2 separate regions of the Homo sapiens genome follow, and region 2 is linked to region 1. A link is a contact called in ENCODE Hi-C or POLR2A ChIA-PET data. All regions are on one chromosome and are shown on one strand. Each heading gives the region's core, a stretch centred on a gene start or an enhancer-like site at or near the end of the contact. The rest is flanking DNA. Distances are from core to core; before and after follow the strand shown. Region 1 has its middle 520 kb from the start of LINC02165. Region 2 overlaps CDH11 (cadherin 11).

What was found. A loop is a pair of places that touch in the nucleus more often than their neighbours do. ChIA-PET counts read pairs that join two places held with the same protein, here RNA polymerase II (POLR2A). Pooled maps may share reads with other maps.
Region 2: a map of gastrocnemius medialis shows a loop between it and region 1 (5-fold over the local background). The contact joins two enhancer-like sites. A Hi-C loop is called at or near these places in 1 of 168 maps with a recorded cell type or tissue (gastrocnemius medialis) and 2 of 50 pooled maps. POLR2A ChIA-PET finds 5 or more read pairs at or near these places in 1 of 52 experiments (Panc1).

Annotation. Positions count from the first base shown.
Region 1 is chr16:64,250,105-64,253,921 of GRCh38, reverse strand. No RefSeq gene overlaps it. Among named protein-coding and RNA genes, the nearest start is that of LINC02165, 520 kb to the right of the region's middle. Within about 2 kb of position 2,006, at least 2 of the 41 ENCODE cell types and tissues checked have a DNase peak (open chromatin) inside an H3K27ac peak, as active enhancers do; they include gastrocnemius medialis, where a contact is called at or near this core.
Region 2 is chr16:65,069,449-65,073,265 of GRCh38, reverse strand. The region is part of intron 1 of CDH11 (cadherin 11); the gene reads left to right. Among named protein-coding and RNA genes, the nearest start is that of CDH11, 51 kb to the left of the region's middle. RefSeq lists an enhancer at 678-1,596. Within about 2 kb of position 1,790, at least 17 of the 41 ENCODE cell types and tissues checked have a DNase peak (open chromatin) inside an H3K27ac peak, as active enhancers do; they include gastrocnemius medialis, where a contact is called at or near this core.

The DNA.
Region 1 (3,817 bases), core at 757-3,256:
TGATTGAGAATCTCGATGACCAAAAAGCCTTAAAAATTAAGCCTACTGGAGATAGTCACAGCTCCATTCTTGCAATAAAAAGCAGAGCAGGGGAAGATTTCAGGATGAAGCTGAGGACAAAAAGTATTGGTGTCTCACATAGTTTTAACTCAAAATGATACCGAGACTAATTCACTTCACTCTATTTCTGTACCCCGGTCTGAGTCATCATTGGCCCACAACAATCTTTTAGCTGCCCTGTTTGGTTTAGTCTGATGCCCTGACAATGGAATACACAGAGCTTTTAGAGGGAATGAATGAATGAAGCAATCAATCAATTAATGACATCAATGAAATGTTAGTGGATATGGTGGGCAGGTGGGGGGAGTGAATTTTAATATCAATATGCTGTATGATAATCCTGATTTACCAATTTGCAGCAAAATCACAAACTTCTCTCAACCTCTATTCATTATTGGTAAAATATCCACAACCACTCTCCATCAGGAATGATAAAAGATAACACAATCTCTTGGAGGCAAAATTGCTTACACCAAAAACAGTGTGATACCATGGAAAAGTCAAAATCATTTGTCTCATGGTTATCTATGTTTGACTCTTCACTCTGCTATTTACTATTCATGCTATTGCTTAATCATTCTGAGCCTTAGCTTTCTCATGTTTACCATCTGTATTTCTCTACTTTTTTTCAGGATTTTTTTTTAAATTTTAAGGTGATATATAATACATATACATATCTGGAGGGTACATGTGATATTTTGATACATTCATATGAATTGTAAATATCAAAGCAGAGTGACTGGAAATATCCATCACCTTAAATATTTATATTTTCTTTATGCTAGGAATATTTGAATTATTCTCTTCCAGCTATTTTGAAAGGTGCAGTAGATTATTGTTAACTGTAGTCACCCTACTGATCTATCAGACACTCGGTCTTATTTCCTCTATCTATCTGTGTATTGGTGCTCATTAATCAACCTCTCTTTATCCCATACCCCAACCCTTCCTAACTTCTGGTAACCAACAATCTGCTCTCTGTCTTCAACAGATGCTGAAAAAGCATTTAATAAAATTAATCATCCATTCATGATAAAAAATAATTCCTCCACAAACTGGGATAGAAGGAACATACTTCAAAAAAAAGAGGCCATATATGACAACCCCACAACTAACACCATGCTGAACAAGAAAATAAAATGAAAGCCTTTCCTCTAAGATCTGGAACAAGACAAGGATGCCTAGTTTTACTTTTGTTTGACATAATACTGGAAGTCTTAGTCAGAGCAATTAGGCAAGAGAATAAAAAATAAGGAGCATCCAAACTGAAAAGAAAGAAGTTACATTATCCCTGTTTTCAGATGATATGATCTTATATTTAGAAAAACTTAAAGACTTTACCAAAAACTATTAGAACTGATTAAAAAAATCAGTAAAGTTGCAGGATACAAGATCAATACACAAAAAACAGTTGCATTTGGACATGCCAACAGTGAACAATCTGAAGAAGAAATCAAAAAAGCAACCCCATTTATAATAGAGTCAAAAAGATGAAATATCTAGGAATTAGTTTAACCAGAAAGGTGAAAGATCTGTACAAGAAAAGCTATAAAACAGCGATGCAATAATTTGAAGAGAGCACAGAACCATGAAAAGATTCCATGATCATGATTGGTAGAATTAATATTGTTAAAATGACAATTCTTCCCAAAGCAATTTACAGATTTGATGAAATTCCTATCAAATTACCAATGACATTCTTCACAGAATTAGAAAAAAATAATCCTACAATTCATATGGAAACACAAAAGACCCCAAATAGTCAAAATAATTCTGAGCAAAAATAACAAAGCTAGGGGGTGTCACACTCCCTGACTTCAAAATACACTTTGCAAGCTCCATTTTCACCCTCTTGGAATACTTCCCTGGGCCTGCCATTTGAGGAAACTGATCTAGTCTGCTGGAGAATGAGAGGTCATGTGGAGGAGAATGGAGGTGCCTCAGCAGACAGTCAGCTCAAACTACCAGACGTGCAAATGAGAGGATCTGGCAGCTTCTAGGACAGCCAATCCTGCTGATAAATGCAATGCAAGAAGGAATCCAGGTAAAAATAGTGGAGAATCTCTTAACCACTTCACATACTTATGATAAATAATTGCTGTTCGTAGCCACTAAGTTGTGGAGTGGCTTGTTAGATAACAATAGTTAACTGAAACAGTCTCCATATGTTATCAAATGAAATCACTTATTATTGAGAAAGTACTAATAGCATCATTATTAATTGTTAAATAGTTATTAATGTTATTATTGACATGATAGCATTATCATATTATAAATTTTAAAAAATAAAGGCATATTTTAAGAGCTATTTCAACTGGCTATGTGTTAAATTGTGATTTCAACATTATACTTCGAGGAGCAGGGTCCAATTGCAATTTTTATTTCTTAGTCTTCCTGCTCCTCCACTGCTCAGCGTGTTATCTCATTCATAGTAGTTACCCATACATATTATTTAATTTGAAGGAATATTAAAAAGTGTACTTTATAGAAATTAAAATCCATTTTGTTTCCAACATTGGAAAACAGACTTTTTATGTAAAACCTACTGAAGGAGAATTTAGATGGCATAAGCCACTTTGCTGATGTTTGGAAGAACGACGGGACAGGCAATTGAATGCTAGATTCAAGGTCAAAGCTTTGCCCCACTTGTCCTGAGACCATTTCTTGTTCTTCTTTGGAAGAAGTCTCTTGAAAGTCATCTGCATAGCCAAACTTAGAGAGCACTCTTATCTAAAAGGAACTGCTTGTCTTCATCTATGACTCAGATTATTTCTTTGCATATTAAATTACAAGAGACAGTTCCAGCTGGATCCATCAATGTATTTATAACTCAGCCACACAATCTTCCTCCAGGCAGAAAACTTGGCACATGGGCTTTCAGCCTGGCTGCAGCATTCAAAGATGAGAACAAAAAATAATCACAGCAATTTTTATATCAAATTTTATTTAAATTCTGAATATAATAGGATAATTTCAATCTCCTGGCACACAGTAAGTCACCATTTTCACCAAAGGAGGGAGTGAGAGGGGCAGTTGAGGAACTCACCAAGAGTCACAATATAATTTCTCCACCTACCTTAGATTCTATTCTCAATGAACAATCTTTGGTAACAACGGTGAGAATGTCCTGTGAATTCTGGAAAAGAAAGGAGTGATGACATTCATTAATGGTCTGGCATAATGTCTAGCACAAAATCTAGACCACTGTACTGGGTGCTATGTATACACTGTCTCATTAATCAGTGAAATAGATTAGATTTTCTTCCTATAAGAAAGTAGCTCTTGAAGACAGCAAGACTTTTTTTTAATTGGAAAAAAAAGAAAAAATTTGCCTTTGACAAATTAGTTAGCACGTTTAGTGCACAGATTCATTTTCTACAATTTGTTTAGAGCTTTGTTTCCTGTAGAAATTATATAAGTAATTATATACACATGTCACTTAAAGTGCTCTTATATAAAAGAAATTGCTTGTGCATGTATATTAGTCATAAACATCTGTATTTTTATTTAGCATGTAACAGAAAACCAAACTGAAAGTGGTCTAAACAGAAAAGTGATTTGTTTAGTCATGTAACTAAATATTCAGGAATAGATCTCTATCTTCAGTTGTACCTTGAACGTGATCATGGAATTCAGAATCTCTCTCTATTTCTCTGGCCATCTCTGATATTGAAATCCTTCTCCCCTCGTAGTTCCAAGATTAAGTCATTCTATACCTAGAAATTCTAGCAGAAAAGAATCTTTTATTTCCCAATAA
Region 2 (3,817 bases), core at 541-3,040, 820 kb before region 1:
TGGAACTGGACAATTGCAGTCTTCTCCCTTCTGGATTTTTGGGGGAGAGGGCAGGGGAAGCTTATGGGGTCTAGGTTTCTTGTTTTCTCTAAATATTCTGAATTTTCAGCAAGTGAAATTACATTGAGTTGTTTCCATTTTGGTCCACATACTTATATATTATTGGATTTTCAATAACTGTGGTTAGACACAAAAAAATGTAGCATTGTAACCTAAGCATTTATTCTGCAAGGTCAGTTCAAATGGCCAACATAGATCACACTAATGATGATGATAATGATCAAGGTAGGTAGCCTTTATTAAGAGCTTGCTCTGTGCTGAGTGCATTGCATGAATTAACTTATTTAATTTTTATAGGAAACCCCACATGGGAGGCACACCCTAATCTCCATTTTAGCAGTGAGGTGATGGAGGTATGCAGAGGTTGAGTAGCTGGTTTAAGGCTATCCAGCTAGTGACTAGAACAAGTTGGATCAGGCAACTTGCCCAGAGCCCACTCTTTACTACTTTACAATATACAATACAATAGTGTAAAATAAATTTAAATTGTTTTTAAAGTTCTAAAGCAATTTCATGCATCCTTTTCTTCAATATACAAGTATTTCACTGCCAAGTGTGTTTCCATTCTGAAAAATCTACCCCTTTAGGTTTTTAAGTTAAAAATGCTCCCTAAAACAATAAGAGTAATAGATAGATGATGTCATTTACTTTTTAAAAATATCCATAAAATTTTGGCTGCCAATTTAAAAAAAAAATTGGACAAGAAGATGCTGTTAGTTCAAGGGAAGACAAATAGTTCGAGGTCCTCCCTTTTGGATTGGGACCCTGCCGTGGGCTGGGGGTACCATGAGCCTGGTGGGCACAATGTGATCCTGCCTCTGCCGGACTTGGCTTCTTCTCTGCCTGTTTTGTAGCAACCACTGCACTTGTCTTTCTTGCTTGTGTCTGTGTGGGTCTCATTAGCAGTGGGTGTGTGTCTTACCACAGTGGCTCATTCACAGGGCTGCTGGCAGTGCCAGGGATCAGGAGCCGCCTCTCCGTCTGTCCAGAACAAAGCTGGGCTGAGCCCTCTCACGGTCCTGTGGCCCTTGGTCTCCCCACATGAGGTGTCCCGAGATTGAAGAGAGAAGGTGCCTCCTGGCATTGCCAAGGCTGGAATCTGCCTGTCAAGGAAGTCCCTCGGCGGCTAGCTGCTGCACCATGACCTTCGTGATGGTGGAGTGAGTAGGCACTGGAATCAATAAGCCTGGCCTCTCCATCTGCCAGCCTGAATGCAGGTGCCAGTTACTACTACCCAGCAGGGACGAGGGACGGGAACGGTGGCGCATAGATCCCAGCAAAGGGGATTGGCTTTTGTGGACACAAGCTTGAGGCTGGCAGTGCCGTTTTATTTATGTCTTGTCCCTGCTGTAACAGCTGCCGCCTCTGTATGCCTTTGCTCTTTCTGTACTTTCGGCTCGGGTCACGATCTTCCTTTGATTCAGAGTTTGTTTTTATTCCAGCCTGGTTGCTGCTGCCAGAGCCATGGCTCAACGGCTTGGCCTGGACTGTTGATCCGCATGTCAGGAGTTTCCAAAAGTTTGTTCCGGTCTATCTTTGAGAGAAATAGCATGGACTGGATCCCATCGCCAGATTGTGGTGTCTGGGGACACGCGCTTGGGGCACTATTTCCATCTTCTGTCTTTGTCTGGTCCCCTCCTCATTAAATCTTCCTGGGTCTGTGGAGCTGACTACCAATTGGTGCCTGACCTAGTTACAGAGAGCCACTACGTAACCCCTTACTCATCACCATAAATGGATCATAACCGTTTGTTCACTGTGATTCAAAGTGGACTCTGCTATTTTAGAGTCGTTTCTCCCTTTTTGGAGTTTGCGCATGGGGGTGTATGTGCATATATTTATACATGCATGTGTGTATGCACGCGTTTGTGTGTGTGCGTGTGTGTTGTGCAGCTGCCTAAATTAAGCTGGCATTTTCCGTTGCTATGTGGGGACTCTGCTTTTGGAAAACACTTCTGTGGCATTGTATGGAATCGTTAACGGGCTTGCTGGTTTCCCTGCCTTGACCTCCTTTCATTTTCCACTGGGACCACTTTCTCTTGAGCATAGGTTCTCACATTTTCTGCTCGAGGTGTCAGCTCTGTGGCCACTCTTCTGCCAAAGGGCACCAGGGAGTTCCTCAAAGGACCTTTTGAACTGTTTGTTCAATGAATGAAGAGTTCAGTCGGACAGTGACGAGGACAGCACATACCTCTGATTGGTCCCTGCCTCAGAATTGCTGGGCATGACTCATGCATTTGGCTCTTGCCTCTGCTGATCTCACAAGCCATGTGGGAGGTTGGTTTTTTTCAGCGTCTCCCAGAGTCTGTGACCTTGTCATCACCATTTTGCCTTGCATTTTGAAAAATACTCTCCCTGAACAAATTGTGTTTATAAAGTAACAAGCAATTCCTTTTCCTATTTTTAGTTATTCATTTGTACCTATTTTCCAATCAGAGTTTCTAATCAGTATGAGTTAATCAGAGTTAACATTTATTTATTTACTGAGCACCTTCTGTGTGACTGACCTATACCAGGTGCTGGCACTAGGAAAGTGAACAAGATTCAGTCTTAGCAGGGGTTTCCAATGCATAATAATATTTCTGTTAATTCACATTAATTTGGGTAAAATTTATTGCTCACCCATGGCATGTGTGGGGTGGTGCCAAGTGCCTTATGTATACCCCTTCTTTAATCTTCAGGGCAATGCTGTGAGTTTGTCATTAGAGATACCACTTTGCAGATGTGGAGACTGAAACTTGTACAGTTGAGTCGAGCCATTCACTCAAAGTCACACGTTCAATTACAGGGTAGAGGCAGGATTTGAACCCTGGATTGTCAGACTCCAAAACTTGCCCCATGGAGATTATAGTCACCAGCTCCCTGCATTCCTTCCTTCACTCTCCTACTGGATAGGTGTTTGCTTTTGTGGACATGAGGAGTGTCCTATGTTCTCTCCATGTTCCGTGGCTTTTGGTTTAGTGTGAGGTGTCTGAATATCCTGGGGACAAATGAATTTGTTGCCCCATAAAATAACGGAGCTTCTAGCTTTCTAAGATATTAAACTTACTTACCTCTTGATTGTTCAGATGGGGAAAGTGAGGCTCTGAGTGCAAAGGGATTTGCCACAATCGTACAGTGGCAGGGTCTGGACTTATACTCAGCAGCTCTGATCTACAGGCTGATGGGGTTATTGGCTAATTTATTCTGAGTCAGATGGCAAATCTCAAGAGTTCTCCTGGGAAATTCTATCCAGGTTTGAGGTCAGAGCAGCCAAAATTAGATACAATGCAAGCTCATGAGGGGCAAGGTTCTAATCTTGTTCATCACCGTGTCCCTGGTCCCCAGCACAGTCCTATGGTGCAATTGGTGGTCAACTGATGTGTGTTGGAGGAATAAACTGGGTGAAATGAAAGGGGCTTCCAGGGAGAACCTTCTAAGGTTTGTGCTATGGGATTGGTAGTTGCTTACCTTTCTTCCTGGGTTCTGTTAACCCAAGAAAGTATTTTAGACTCAAATTGATGGTATCAATATTTAATTTGACACTTCGATGATTCAGTCATTTGGTATTGTAAAACTATTTTTCCGTTTCTATTTTGGAATAAATTGGCTTGTTCTTTGGGCATCTCTGGGCAGAGTAGTTTTTCCTGGCTGTACAAAAAAGAGGATGCTCAGGTATCGGTATTTGTACCCAAGCTCACTTTAGATGTGGCCAGCTCAGGTGTCTATGTTGCAAAAGAGGTACTCCATGTGTCATGAAGTGACTACAAGATTAAAA